Regions from separate parts of the Homo sapiens genome. Here region 2 is linked to region 1. A link is an interaction called in ENCODE POLR2A ChIA-PET data of the cell type or tissue named here. Cell type or tissue: A673. All regions are shown on one strand.

Region 1 (8,000 bases):
AGGGTACAGCCATCACTCAGAGTAGAGGCCCAATCACGTGCTCTGAGTCAACAAACTGTACAATGTCAGAGTTGCATTCTTAATTGAGTGTGTTTCCCCTTTGTGATGTTTTGTTACATCCAGAAGAAATGGCCCCAAAAGAATACTTGTCATCTCTAATTATAGAACAGAGCCGTGCTTCTTCACAAGAAGTGAAAGGTGAAAATAGAGATGTCCTCCTCAGAACCCGAAAATTGATATTGAGGGCCTTCCCCCTGGGGCAGTATTTAGGCAAGGGATGGAATGGAACAATGGAAGGATTAGTGGCAGTGGTGTGGGGGGCGCAGGTGGGGAGGGATTGGTCTGATTTTTTTGTTGTTATTGTTAATCTCTAAAGCCTCCGCAGTATGGAGTTTCAGATCTAGAGTTCTGCTGACTTGATGGGAAAAAACAGCTGAATGATAAAACAGCTGAAATTTCATCTGTCTCTACATCTCCTGCCCCACACCCCTCCAGGGCTGCCCAGCAGGACACCAGTGTGATTCTGATGGCAGCTGAGCCATCACAAAGTGGGGAGATGAGTAAATCATCTGATAACTTTAGGAAAATCTACTTTATGCTTTCACACACTCCGTTGAACTTTTCAAAAATATTGACTAAATAACTTGCCAGCTGTGATTACCAACAGCTCTATTTGACAATCTTTGACAGAAAGCCAATGGGTATGTGCGACGTCATCCAGCGCTAACAGGGCCTTCATTAGCAGCTCTTGAGGGGATGAGTGCTCTCCTGGCCTGGGAAGAGTGATTCCTGTCCCCTGGTGCTGTTCACTCGCGCGTGGGTAAACTATTTGCTTAGCGAGCCCGGAGGCCGACATTGAAGCTTGCCTGTTCGTCTCCATCACTCTAAGGGCTTTTTATGTTCAGATCTGCAGGAACACAAATAATATTCTTTCTAAGCTGCTCCAAAATACAAGTGATAGAAAATATCATGGAAAAGGTGAATTGCCAGACAGTAAGCCCTCATGACCGAGAGCTTATTCATAAAATGATGACAAATTTATTGCACACGTTCACTGCTGGCTTTCTGAGATTAATAGCTGATCCATCTGATTTTAAAGCCTGACAATAGAATCAGAAAGAGTTACTGGTCAGTTTTTTCACCCATCCCCTTCACCCAGCAACCTTCCTCCTCAAGAAATAATACAGAAAAATCAGCTGATGTAGCTTCAGCAAGTGCCTTATGTTATTTTATTGCGAGAGATTTCCGTGTGCCAAGGATAACTTTTAACCTTGTTGAATGCAATTTTTGACTTTTTGGCATCTGCCTTCAGCTCTGCAAAACCCTCAGGGCAGGGGACTGGTACGGTGAATAGCTAGGGGTAGACTGAAACACAGTCTGAAAGGAAGCCATATTTTCTTGTGTCTTATGGCTGCTTGTTTACTATGAAGTAGTAAAGAAGTCATTGCTTGATATCTTAGCCCTGACGGCATGAACAAAATTCAAAGCAGGTGTAATGAAATACATGGCATCAAACCTTGGGCACACAGGAAGCCCAGGCTGGCAAAATATGGGTTGGGAATCTCTGGGGTTGCTGGTTTGAGGGGAATTAGGATTCCTCACAAAAAGCACGCGACCTCCCTTGCAGCCTCCTCCTCCCTGTTTTCGCTCTTCTGGCCAACTAAAGTGACCTGCAGACTCTCCCTGCCCTGTCACACCTTTAGCCTCTCTCAGTGCCCAGCTGATCCCCCTGCCTGTCTTGGCATCTGGTTTTTGTGTCAAATGATTTAAATTATTTAACTTAATGTATGTACTTAACATATGCCCTTGTCACCTGTCCTGTCTCATTGTCCACCTTCTTTGTGAACTCACAGGGAGCCAGCGGGCTAGGTCAGTCCTTGCTACACTCTGGCACTGGCATAATGCCACATGGCAGCCTGGCTGAGGGCGCTGAGATGTGCAGGAAAAAGCAGGGTTGCAGAGAAAGCCCATCCTTGCCTGCATCTAGGCCAGTGTATGGCAGGAATCTGAGGGAGGGGCCAGAGAGTGACTTGGAGCCAGCCAGTGGGGAGTGAGGGGCCTTGGAGAGAACATGCACCTTTTATAAGCCTGAGAGAAATCTAGGCCAACACAGACAGACCCGAAAAGTCATCAACACCAGAGAGTGCTAATGGTGACTTTTTTTAAATCAAGAAAATGTTTGAAAAGAGGGAGAAATTATTATTATTATTATTATTATTTTTGTTTGTTTATTTGAGATGGAGTCTCGCTCTGTCACCCAGGCTGGAGTGCAGTGGCGCAATCTCAGCTCACTGCAAGCTCCGCCTCCTGGGTTCATGCCATTTTCCTGCCTCAGCCTCCAGCTCAGTCCCAGCCTGTAGCTGGGACTACAGGCGCCTGCCACCACACCTGGCTAATTTTTTTTGTATTTTTAGTAGAGATGGGGTTTCACCATGTTAGCCAGGAGGGTCTCGATCTCCTCACCTCATGATCCGCCCGCCTCAGCCTCCCAAAGTGCTGGGATTACAGGCGTGAGCCACCACGCCCAGCCATGATTTTTTTATTTTTTTTAATTCAACTTTTTTATTGACAGAAACTGTCCCAGAAGAAAGATTGTTACATGCCACATACTGCCTCACATTGGCTTGCAGATCATTCACTGTCTTGAATGCAGTGCTTTGTGTTGAATGTGACAGTTAATGCAGATCCCGGAAAGGGCCTTTATGGGGCCTGCCTCAAAGACTTGTCACCTTTTTATTACAGAACTCATATTCAGAGATTCCAGTGTGTTAAATAGCTCTAGGCTAATCTTGGGCCGCTCTGTGCTAAGGGCAATGGTTTTCATCATAGGAAAACATTTTTTTTTTTACTCCAGAGATTTTTTTAAGCTCTCCCAAGTGCTCCCAACTTCCTGTCTGTTCAGCTGCAAATATCAGGCCCTTAATGGCTGGAGAGGGAGAGTCTATTTTTAAAGTTTTTACTGAATATCTCCCCACTGTCAGGTGCTGAACGAATTTGGCTTGTCATTAGATCTAAAATACCCACAGGGGTTTAGTGTAACTTTTAGGTATGAAATTGATCAGGTTTGATTCTGAGACCGTCTGGTGATCCTTCTGGAAGGCCACTTGCTTGCTTAGCTGTGTGTGAGATCATAGGTCAGGGCTGGGCTTTGTTTTGCATGGGCTTTTGACATTAATTTCCACAAAAGCAGCCTTAAAAAAAAAAAAACACCTGAAATTCAGGGGCCAGTTAGTCCTCTTTGTATTCTAAATCCCTTTGGTATTTAAAACATTAGGAAATGAAATTGCCAAATTCTTAACATTTGAAAATTGGCTCCTGCCCATGCCTAGTCTTCACATTTCCAGGGTGCTTCTGGGAGGGAATGCGCTGCTGGGGGAGAAGGGGGTGGTATTGGACAGCCACACGGAGCCAGGAGGAGGAGGCCGTCTCCTTGGAGGTAGCAGGCTTTTCAGAGCTCACCTGCCCTCCTCACAGGCTGAAAGGAGCTGCTGACGTCATTAAATCAATAACTTTGTTTAGCATTGTGTTTTCTGGGGGCAGGAAATCCTCTGGGGAACAGCAGACTGAATTTTCTCCCTCCCCTCACCAGCCTCCAGAGATGCCTGCTGGCAAGGGGTGTGGCCAAGCGGCTGGCTCTGCCATTGCCATTTAGTGGAGACCTACACCCTGGTTTTTGTTATTTTTCAGGCAAATTTCAGCAAAATTCCCAAGCCTCTAAGCTAGGTACTGAGAGGTCAAAAGTAGGAACAACTTTCTGAGCAACAGGGAGCAAATCAAAGTTTGTGAAGCCTGTGCAGGGTCATGCCCCATAGTCCTGTGTCACCCCCTCTCAACCTTCCTGTCCCCCAGCGCAGGCTGGCCCAGAGTAGCCCAGCTTGTTCTGTATAGGAATTTCACACACATGAAACCACAGCCCCAGGCAGGCCCCTCAGCACAGACCAGTGTTGCCCAGTGTTGCGTCCACCTCACTCTACCCAGCAGCCATCGCTGAGGAATGGGAGTGATTAGCCCAGAGCCTGCACCATGGGTGGAGAGCCCCTGCTCAGAAAGAGCTCCAGGCTTTAACATTCTCCTGGCCACCAAGGGAGGGCCACTCCTGTGCCCCTCTTTAACATCACCAAGGACAGGACCCCACAGCCTCTCCTGGGACCACGTTAAATGGTTTCTATAATAATTTTTCTGGTGGGTCAACAGGTTACTACGCAGTTGCCAGAATCAGCAAATTGCTGATTTCCCTTCCCCACATCACCCAGCCATGGGTCAGTCACACGAGAAGAGTCAATTGGTGGACTCAACACAGTGGTGGCAAAATGTTGGTCTAGACACTCTGCCTAGCTCCTGAAATCTGGTCTGAGTGTTTATTGCCAAGAACAGCTAGGAATTTTGGCCTCAAGCAAGTGACAGCAAGAGTTTGTTAACTACACAAATATAGCCCCATATTCCTGTTCAACATCAGACAAGGTTGAGCCAGAGTGATTTTTTTTTTAAGGCAGAATCTTGCTCTGTTGCCCAGGCTGGAGGGCAGTGGCTTAATCTCAGCTCACTGCAACCTCCACCTCCTGGGTTCAAGCGAGTCTCGTGCCTCCGCCTCCTGAGTAGCTAGGATTATAGGCATGCACCACCACACCCCCCTAATTTTTGTATTTTTTAGTAGAGATGGGCTTTCGCCATGTTGGCCAGGCTGGTCTTGAACTCCTGGGTTCAAGTGATCCATCTACCTAGGCCTCTCACAGTGCTGGGATTATAGGTGTGAGCCACTGCACATAGCCTAGAGTGAATTTTTTTTTTTTTTTTCTTTTGTGAGACGGAGTCTCGCTCTTTTGCCCAGGCTGGAGTGCAGTGGTGCTATCTCAGCTCACTGCAAGCTCTGCCTCCCAGGTTCACGCCATTCTCCTGCCTCAGCCTCCTGAGTAGCTGGGACTGCAGGCGCCCGCCACCATGCCCGGCTAATTTTTTGTATTTTTAGAAGAGACGGGGTTTCACCGTGTTAGCCAGGATGGTCTCGATCTCCTGACCTCGTGATCCACCCGCCTCGGCCTCCCAAAGTGCTGGGATTACAGGCGTGAGCCACCGTGCCTGGCCTTATGAACCCATTTCTTATTCCTTATTTGTTCAGAATCTTCTCAGAGACTTGAACTTTGCAACATAAAAATCTTTGTACCTAAAGAGCTCAGCTACAATGGCCAGCTTCTCTAGGAAAACCAACAAAGGCTCTGATACCTTTTGCCCAGAATGGGGAAGGGGAGGGGAGCTGTTAGGCCGAGGAACTCAGATGTGTGTGACCCACTTGGTGTTCAGGAGGGACTGGGACGCCTGGTAATGTGTAGCAGTGTGTTCAAGACACACTCTCCCTGAAGAGTCCCAGTTTCTCTCTCATACCTGATGGTCTCTTGGAGAAGGCGGATAATAGACAAGGGTAAAGGTAATTAATTATAAGATCCAAGTGTGACAGAAACCCTATTGGAAAGAACACATCTCTTCAAAAGACTTACTAGACATTTAGAACTGTTTCAACAGAGTTTAAATTTGGGAGCGAAACCATTAAACCTTGTAAGAAAGAAATGCCAGACCAAGAGGGTGCTTCATAGACTAATTTGATTGACTAGGCGTCTCCTCTTTCTGTACTACACAAAAACTCTTGCCCAGATGCAGACACACACACACACACACACACACACACACACACACACACAAACACACGCACTCTCCCACCACCACTTGTGTACAAACATGAATACAGAGACAGGAAGAAACACGAATTTGCTTTTTTCTGCATGATACTCAAAATCATTGCGTTTCTAGCACAGCTGCTGCTGCAGGAGAGAGAAAAGCACTTGGCCCCAGAGTCTGTTTATGTGTTTGAGCCGAGAAAGTGATTTTTGTTGCAGGAAGTTCTAAGTGAGACAGAGTCAGAGAATAAGAGAGAGAGAGAGAGATAATTATCTAAATTATGTTCGTGCTATTATCGAAGACGAATATAGTTAAAATGTAATTAAATATGACGGGCTAGCAGGATGTAAGCCAAGCTTTGGAATGCTAATCATCAATTACTGCATCCCCTTAGGGGAATCAAGGAGGCTGTATGGCAGAGTGGGAGCAAGGTTGGGGCTGGGGTACTGAGTGAGACGTCGAGCATTAAAACACCCCCTTCCCCTGTCTCCCCACGTAGTCATTCAAACCGCCATGGACGCCCCTGGGACACATCCCTTTCTGTAGCTGCCACAGCGTTAGAATATGAGGAGCTGGCGGGAGGGTCCTGCCGCTCTCTGTGAGAGGCAACCCCTCTAAAAGGGAAAATTATGCTATGAGCACAGAAGGCAAAACTCAAGATTGGCTTACGTTAGAGCAGTAGATGCAAGTGCATTTACCAGACAGAAGTCTGAAGCTCCTCCTCTGCCAGAAAGCATCAAATGCTCACCTACCTAGATCAAGGAATCCCAGGAAGGAAGTCAGGCAGGGAGGTGGAAGCGGACTGTAGTCGGGACAGAAGATGCCACATGTCCATGCTAGCAAGCTGCTCCTAACACTCAATCCCCAACCTGGGCAAGGGGCCCGCCTTGGCCATACATTGAAATCACCTGAGGAATTTAAAAAGGACTCAAGCAGGGCCCACCCCCCCAGAGGTTTTGAGCGTTAATTGGTGTGGGCTGTGGTCTGGGAGTTCAAAAGTTTAGCTCCACGGGTGTTTCTGATGTGCAGCCAAGGTTAAGACCCACCGGTCCAGCTATAACCAGACTTCTGCTAACCACAGCCAAGGGAAGGCAGGCAGCAGGAAGTGAGGACTGTAGTTAGTTCTTATGTCCTCAGCTGTACCTGTCTCGAGGCCAAGAACAAAACAGTATAAGGATTTACTTTTCTTAATCCTGAAACATGATTTTTATGTCAGTTCTGGTGCTAAATCCGCAAAGAATTTTGAACCTGGTGAGATTACTGTACAAGAGTCCATTTTAACACCGAGCTCTATCTAAGGCTGGGGTAGACACTCGGCCACCTCCTTGGACCAGATGGGTGATGTGAGGGAGCAAAGCAGGCCAGGGCAGGCGCAGGCAGTAAGAGAGACCACCAAAAGCTCTCCTCATCTCCAGCTGTTGTCAGGCAGGGAAGAGGACTCATGCATGCCAGATCTTCTGGTTTTCAAGAGAAGGGAGGCATCTCTGTTTTGCTGTGAAATTTCCCAATGTTTAAGTGGCAGCTAACTCAACTTTTTAAAAAATACTCAGGAAACCAGCAAGGTATGTCTGTGAGGCTCCCATGTGCGACTTTTGATCTTAGTGAGCCTTTGGCTAGTCAGCGTGTGGCCAAAACAATCACTAATTCCCATAGCTCCTAACACGGTTTTTTGCTGCCTCAGGTCTGCAGTCAGGTTAGATCAACTTGGCCCCATTTTTCCTAAGCCTGACACATAGAGGGTCTCAATAAATAGTTGTTGAATGGACAAACAGGGTGAATGGAACGAACCCAGAATTCCCTGTAAGTCTGGACAGCGAGACAGCTATAAAATCCAGTTAAGCATCCTGCAGAACAAAAGAACATACTCCTGGGGTGCCAGATTAGACAGAGGCCTGCACACTGAGTCTCCACTTTAGACTGGTATCAGAGATCTGGGGCCAAGGAAGCTCTTCAGAAGGGAATAAACAGGATCCGGGCTGATTTTGAGTCTCTGCCACATAGGACACCCTCTCTAGCTCTGCCTTTGGGGACCTAGCGGGGACAGACATGCAGGCCCAGCTTAAGGGCTGTTAAACAGTAATTCCCACCTCACCCAGTGTTCTGGAAAATGCTCTCTCTCTCATATCCCCAGTCCATAGATCATCTTTAGATATGATTAAAGAGATGAATGTGGTCCTTGGCCCATCACTACAATGCGCCAGACAATAAGAGCAGCATGCTTGGAGGGACAGTGGGCAGCTGTGGGGTCAGCTCAAGAGGCTCACTCATAAAGAACTGTCAGAGGGATCTTCAGGCAAGTCTCCATGCTCACTCAAGGCCTTTAATACCCG
Region 2 (8,000 bases), 260 kb before region 1:
GTGCTTTGCGTAGTAAATGTTGAGGGCAGGCTTTGAGATGCTGAGGGAAGCCTCACAGACCCATAGCTGCAGAGCAGGAATATGCTATGTTCAGGCAATGGTGGAAGCTGGGCTGTAGGAAACACAGCCACAGATTTGAACAAAGATGGAGACAGCAATGTGGATCCAGCTGAAGATGTTTTTTCCTTTTAAATGTAACTGTTACTAGGAGATTTTCTGAGAATATAAGTATTACTATTGAAGAAAATTTGGAAAATAGAAAAAGATTGAGATGGTAAAAATCACCCATAATCTTATAGTCCGTAGACCACTAATTCAGTACTTCATTTTACTTCTTTTTGGCCATGTGTATATGTATGTATTCTTTTTAAAATTGAACTTCAGATCATATTATGTATGTTTTATATTCTGCTTATTTCATTTAACATTGTTTTACTTTTCCCTACATTATTAAATGTTCCTTGAAAACATTTTCGAGGGGTGTATAGTGTTTCATTATATAGAGGTACCATAATTTGACTTTTCCTATATTGAAGCACATATAGTTTCTGTTTTGCTGTTGTAAATAACGCTCTGATGAATATTCTTGTATATAAATTTTTGCTTATTTATCTGATTGAGATTTTTTAAAAGTATACTTTACTTTCATTTGGAGTTTAATGTGGCAGTTGAGTTTGAACTTCAAATTATAGGCATTAGAGATCATCTAATTTTTTTTATCATGATGTGGACTAAAAATTTGGCCCTGGAAATGAATGTAATTATGTTTAAGAAAGAGACAGGAGGATATCTCTATGCTGGAACAAGTGGAAATACTATTAAAAAAAGAGCTTTGAGAACTGATGCTGTTATTGATTCATGTATTTGTATGAACCAGGAGCTGTGCTAGGCCCTGGGAATGAAGATGGCTTTGATTAGTTCAGGTTACTCTCAGCTCTTTCCTTTTTCTTTTCTCTTCTCTTCTCTTCTTTTCTTTTCCGTTCTGTTTTTTCTTTCTTGAGACAGAGTCTCACTCTTTTGCCCAGGCTGTAGTGCAGTGGTGCCATCTCAGCTTCGTGCAACCTCTGCCTCCCAGGTTCCAGCAATTCTCCTGTCTCAGCCGCCTGAGTAGCTGGGATTATAGGCATGTACCACCTCGCCTGGCTAATTTTTCTATTTTTAGTAGAGACAGAATTTCACCATATTAGCCGAGCTGATCTCAAGCTCTTGACCTCGGTTGATCCGCCCACGTCAACTCCCAATGTGCTGGAATTACAGTTACGAGCTACCACGCCCAGCCTCAGCTCTTTCCAGAACTACTGCAATAGCCCCATAACTAGTTTTCCTGTTTCCATCTTTTCTTCTCTCCATTTTCTACTCAGCAGTTAGAGTGTTCTTTTTAAGACATAAATCAGATCATGTACATAACCCATTAAGCTTCTCATTATATGGAAGTATGAGATAAAACCCAACTTCTTAATATGGTCTACAAGGCCACTGTACTGCCCATTTATTAAATACTCCAGCCTTATTGGCCTTTTGTGCATTTTCCTAAAATGTGCCAAGCTCTTTCCTATCTTAGGGTTTCCCAACACATTGCCTTTCTTTCTAGAATACTCTTCCCCTAGTCTTCATCTAGCTTACTTATATGTTATACTTACCCTTTAGTCTCAGCTCAGTTTTTACTACCAGAGAGAAGCCTTTTTGACTACCATCACCCCTTAATTAATTCCTCCATACCAAGTATTTTTCTTTCAAGCACTTATCACAATTTATTATTATATCTTTATTTAATGTATGTCTTCTCTACTAGATTGTAAGCTCCATGAAGGCAGGGATTGTGACTGTTTTGTTCACTTTTACCCAGTACCTATCACTGTCTTTGTCATATGGTAGGGGCGAAAGAATGAATGAAAGGTGAATAAGAGACACCATCCCAGTGTACTTAGGATTTGTACTCTTACTGAGCTTCCATATTGGTTCTACCGATAAGAGCAGAGTAGGAATCAGAAGTGATGAATGAGGGCTTTAATGTAGACGGTTGGTAGAATTAAAATAGCACTGACAGAAATAGGCAAAGAGATAAGTCAGATTGGGAAAGAAATGAATCCAATTTTAGGCATGTGGAATTTAAGGATGAAAACTGGATAATCCATTGGAAAAAATCAGCATGCCAGTACCAATCTCCTGCCTTAATAAAACAAAACCATAACCCAAAACTATTGTTTATTTCTTATTTGGGGACATTATTTATGAATCAGAGAACTCACTTCTTTTTATTGAGGTTCCAGAGCCCATTTTTTAAAAAGAGTATTGCATTTGTCCTACTGAATTGCAGATGGATAAATAGAAGAGAGAAAGCTATCATTTTATTTTCACTTGAAGACATGGCATTCTGTCATCTCTATTACTGAATCCCTGAAGACTTCTTGTTCTGTTTGGAAGAGAAACAGAAGTTGGACCTTTTCTTCCTTCCTCACCTCCCCAGCCAATCCTCACTTCCATTATTTTGGAAAAATATCTAAATTACAAATTTCAGGAGCTTCCATGGTGTTTTCACATACTTCACAGGATCCAACCATAGTATCAGGCTTACAATATTAGATTTTGAATACAGTGTTTAAAATCTTGGTATTTTGCAGAAGAGCAAAGATACATTTAAATTGGAAGCTGATTTTCCCCCAAGAAATCATAGAAATATTCTTTGTTCTGTGAAATGTGAGTAATGCAAGAGTGGGCTTGATTATGACTTGAGCAGGATTATAGATCTTAGAAAGGCCTACCTAGATATAAGCTCATCTTTTCACATTGCAGGCCTAGCGTATTTTTAGAAAACGAATGAAGGTAGGAACCAAAATCCCATCTCCTGTAGGTGCCATTTGGCCTTTTGTCTGTAGAAGTTGCAACATTTTATTCCTGGACTGGTTGGTTATTTTTTACTTGTTTTCAACATGTAGGCTACCTTTGACATACTAGTATGGCAAATCTGGATTTCATATATAATTTTTTTTAAGTTATATAAAAGACCAAGGAATCGTCTTGCTGCTTGGGGACCTTTCTATGACAGTGCCCAACTCTCCTTTTCAGTAACCAACTCAGCCTGACACAGTTGCACTTGCTGCTTAACACTCTGTAAAATGTTATTTAAATATTTCTAACTTATTGTTTCATGCTGGGTTTTATGGAACATAAATTTCTATTTAGGCCAGTAATTTACAGTAGAAGTTTGTTACTAATAGCACTGCAGGCTCCATCCATCTAAAAATATTGCTCCTAACCTATGCTAAAAATATGTTATATATTTGCACTGTATGTAAACAGTGTTGTGTTTTATTAGTGTGCAGTGCTTTGTCTATGGAAATGTTGGTATTGCAGCATATATTTAGCGGAGATAGGATACAAGTGTGGTGGAAAGGCTACAGAAAAGTGAAATCCCTGCAGGATGGGATTTATGGAATTTTCAGAGCACTTTGCAGAAAATCTACATATAATACCCACATTTTCTACAGAGGCAAAGTGGAATCTTGCAGAATGTTCAGAGAAGCTCTGTTATTTCATGTATTCCCTGTATTTCTAACTGGCTTATAGAGGCCTGAAATTGCAAATATATTCAACTCAAAAGAGGCAATCATTATTGCTTCAATGACCATGTTTTTACCTTCAAAAAATATTTATTAAATGGGCCAGAAATAACATAAGTTGGATCTTCTTTTTGGTAATGAAGAGACATAATTCCAAGTAATGACATTTTAGTTTCTTTCTCTGGGTGACCTTGAGCTGGAGGAGACGATTCAGGGATGAAAGGTGTAGGGCTTTGGAAGAGTTTCTGTGGATCATTTTGAGCAAACTTCAGTCACAGGTGGGCACAGTGGCTCATACCTGTAATCCCAGCCCTTTGGGAGGCTGAGATGGAGGATCTCTTGAGGCCAGGAGTTTGAGACCAGCCTGGGCAACATAGTGAGAACTCATCCCTGCTTAAAACAACAACAACAACGAAAAACCTTTAGTCAGTACAAGTCACTTAGACTTGTTACCTATATTTATTCTGAGCTCTAAACCTGCCTTTCATTAGTAAAAATGAGGGAAAGAAGTGGATTGTGGGTTAATCTTAGTTATACAAGTTAGTTTTGTTCTTGAGGTCCTAGTGGGTCGGATTCCTTGGGTGAGGCAAACTGTGCACTGACCTCATCTTCCTTGCTTTGATGGAAGCATCACTGCCGAGTACCACCTAGTAAACCCAAAGTTGCTACTTGTTAGCCAGTTGAAATGATTATTGTGCCTTAAAAATAGACTGATGTTAGTTGCCAGTTAGGTCACCCAGAGCTGAGCTTTTATCACTTTTCAAGGGTATGTTAAGGTTTGATAGCCATTTTTATAAATGGAATACCTTACAACTTATTTAAAGTACATTTGCAGAAAATTAAGGCCATTGGTTCTGCCCCTAAAATAGTGATGCTATGGTAAGTTTACCATCCTCTATTTACATGTTCCTTAGAGCTCCAAAAGTCATCATCTTGCGATGGAGATTTTTTATAAACAACTCCCAAAGAATTTTAATGTAGCAAATGAATCTTGGAAAACTGCTCTTTTCTAATTTACTACTTCGTTCAGTGCATGTTAAAGAAGCAGCAGTGAATCGTATAATTAAATGTGATTTTAAAGGCTTCTGAGGTGGCACTTTCCAGTTGATACTCACTGGCATTTTGCTTGGCCTGTTGGACTGAGGCAGGAGGGCTTCTAATGCTCCTCTCTTCTGAAGGCAGACTAAGTGTGAAGGGTGCTTTATCAGCAGAGTGCTGCGCATGCTTTAGATGGCTCATGCCATCATCAGCTGCTCTGCAGAGGTACACACTCTTCTCTTGTTGAGAAGGCCAGTTCTTCTCTTGTTGGTTGTTTGACTTAGAAACTTCAAAAATGTTCACATTAAAATGCTAAAGCATTTTCTGAAAGCTAACCAGTAGATCACTAGGATAAATGGGATGGTATCTGAAGGATTTCCACAAAGGTCCTTTTTTCTGAGTTCACAATAAAACCAACCCTCCCTAATCAACCTTTATGTCCAGACAGGACATTGTGTGCAATTCCCTGAGTTATAATCCAGTCCGTCTTCAACCTATGCTTCCATTTTCAAGAACAAGACATCTTTTGGCTAGATACACTTCTGTGGCCAGGATCATGGTTGTCTTCCCATCTAAGTTTGGCCAGTGCATACACAGGCCTGTACTGGCCAGGATGATAAATGTGAAGATTGGACTGCATTTCATGGCTAGGTTCTCCACTTGGTTATTTTCTGTCCTCCCGTGGTTATTTTTTCTGTTCTTGTAGAAAAGAGAACAAAGCCCGTTTAACAACTGCAAAGCACACAGTCTGCAGAGACCTTAAAGATTACTGGCAACAAAACATATTTATGTCTTTAATAAGGAATTGAAATTTACCACTCACTAAAATTTTCCTTCTCTTTTCTTTCTCTGTTTTCTCTTTGGAACTTGTTGGTGTTAGGAGGATCAGTCTGGTCTCCAGGATGTTATTTTGATGTCTTTTGTTTTCTGAGGAAGTATTTTACAGTATTTTCTGACAGTGATAAAATTTTGAGGTAATTCTAAATTCTTGTGTACGTGCTCAATTTTGAATTACGTATTACAATATTTTGTATGGCTTCCAAGTATCTCAAGTCTGAAAGAGTATGTGGCATATAATAAATGAAAGTGAGTGTGAGAGTTTATTGAAAGGGCAAAAGATGTGGCTGTGGAATAGAGGTGCTATAGTTCAAGGTGAAAATTAAGTGATATTTGTGCAATTCAAATTAAAACTACTCAGACGACAAAATCCTGGTATCTGTGTAACGGTCCTCTAACAAAGTCTCTTAAATGACAAGGAGGCTACGATGCCATGAATCATACAGGGTATTTTAAGAGTGGGTTCCTGCCGGGCGCGGTGGCTCACGCCTGTAATCCCAGCACTTTGGAGGCCGAGATGGGCGGATCATGAGGTCAGGAGATCGAGACCATCCTGACTAACACGGTAAAATCCCGTCTTTACTAAAAATACAAAAAAATTAGCCAGGCGTGGTGGCATGTGCCTGTAAGTCCCAGCTACGCTGGAGGCTGAAGCAGGAGAATTGCTGGAACCCAGGAGGCGGAGGTTGCAGTGAGCCGAGATCATGCCACTGCACTCCAGCCTGGGCGACAGAGCGAGACTGTCTCAAAAAAAAAAAAAAAAGGAAAAAAAAAAAGAGAGAGTGGGTTCCTTAAATGCCCTAATCCCCCTTTTTGTACTCCTCAGGACACATGGTTAAGAAAGTTCCTAGACACTTTTATTTGGAGCTGAGGGATATAAAAGCACTATTGAAAGTCAGTGAAATATGGTGAGGTAGGCCATCCACTGCTTTTGCCTCATTCAGATTATTTACTTGTTGACCATCCACACATTTCTAAATAGGCCTTTTTTTTTTAATGCAACTTTAGATTTTTACAGACATACCAACAAGATTAGTAGGACTGACAAGTGATATTTTATTTCCTTAGTAAGGATTGAAATTCTTTTCATAGGTTTTTCAAAATGTTTTAATAATCCTCTGAGTCCCAAATCTGTCCTCTGGGGATTTTCCCTACATAGTCAAAGTTAAATATTTTGGATGGGGAGTGAGGCTGAGAGAAGCTTTGCTCAGAGAGAGGTAAAGCAACCTTTGAGGAGGGATATAGAAACTGTATTTCTGTCTGTAAATGTTATTTTATTAAGAAAGTTTTATATTCTAAGGTTGTGATATTCATTCATTGGTTCATTCACCAAATGTTTGAGTATCTTTTCTGGGTATACTCTATATAGTAGATGATTTGATCTCTTTTGAGTTGAATTTTAAAGGACTATCCTAGGGAAACTTGAGAGTTACAGAGGAGAATAAAACATGATTTCTGCCTTCAAGGGGCTTACAGTTTGATAGATGCAAAATAATAAAGCAGTATGTATTAAGTGAGGTAATAGAAGTACAAATGCTCTAGGATTTTAGAGGAAGGAAGCCCATATTTGCAGGGAAGGTTTCCTTACGATATTTATACTAGGCCTTGAAAGATGCCTGGGATTTCTTTAGACAGAAGAGGCAGAGAAATGTATTTCTGGAAAAAGTTACAGGAGTGAGAAAGGACATATTTAGGAAATGACAAGTGCTTCAGTTTGGCTGCAATATAAGGTGTGTGCGAGGTATGTAGGGAATGTTAGGAAATAAGGTTGATATATAGGTTGGGGTCAGAATAGAACTTTGAATATGCCATGCAACAAGGGTTGAATTTACATGATAGTTGATCTTGAAGACTGAAAACTAGGAAATTACCCAGTCAGAACTGTGCTTTAGAAGGATGTGCTGGGGGACTGGGCATGGTGGTTTACACCTGTAATCTCAGCACTTCGGGAAGCCAAGGTGGGAAAATTGAGGCCAAGAGTTTAAGAAAAATGTACTGGAAAGCCATGAGTAAAATAGATTAGAATGAAGGATAGAGGGTACAGAGAAATTGGAATTCAGAAATTCTATTGGAATTACCTATAAAAAACAAAGGTAGAGCCACTTTAAACATGTGCAGTTTATATATGCCAGTAATACCTAAGTAAGGCCGTTTAAAGAAAAAAAAGTAAGCTATGATAACGAGGCACTGAACTTGGAAAGATGAAAGAAAGTTCAGATTTGAATGACATTTTGGAAATAGAATCTACAGAGGAGGATGGAAAGAGTGAAGAAGTAGGAGTGGAGTCAAACATGATGAAATTTTTAAGCTTGGGTAATTTAGGAAAATTGTGGAGCCAGAATAGAAATAGAGAAGTCAAGAGGAAGGAGGAAAAAGCATTTTGATGAATTGATGAATCTCTTGGACACATTGTAACTGAAGTGTCCACAAGGTATCAGTGATTTTGTCCCAGAGGCAGGTGAAAATGTGGAATGGTGGTGCATGGCGTAGATCACCTTCTCAGTTGATGCTGTACAAGCTGAAGCAATGGATATGAATGGAACAAATTGCTCAGCAGTTTCTTAT

What was found. Peaks named below come from ENCODE experiments on the same cell type or tissue, not always from the same donor. Only the 100,000 strongest peaks of a DNase experiment are listed, where the experiment ranks them.
Region 2: POLR2A ChIA-PET joins it to region 1 with 5 read pairs; 2 of 35 experiments call an interaction of 5 or more read pairs at or near these places.

What each region holds. Positions count from the first base shown.
Region 1 is chr6:38,208,230-38,216,229 of GRCh38, reverse strand. The region is part of intron 9 of BTBD9 (BTB domain containing 9); the gene reads left to right. Among named protein-coding and RNA genes, the nearest start is that of BTBD9-AS1, 270 kb to the left of the region's middle. RefSeq lists an enhancer at 327-828. In A673, no CTCF peak of the experiment used is centred here; a DNase peak (open chromatin) is centred at 3,549; H3K27ac peaks cover 1,102 bases.
Region 2 is chr6:38,467,521-38,475,520 of GRCh38, reverse strand. All of the region lies in intron 6 of BTBD9 (BTB domain containing 9), which reads left to right. Among named protein-coding and RNA genes, the nearest start is that of BTBD9-AS1, 10 kb to the left of the region's middle. In A673, no CTCF peak of the experiment used is centred here; no DNase peak of the experiment used is centred here.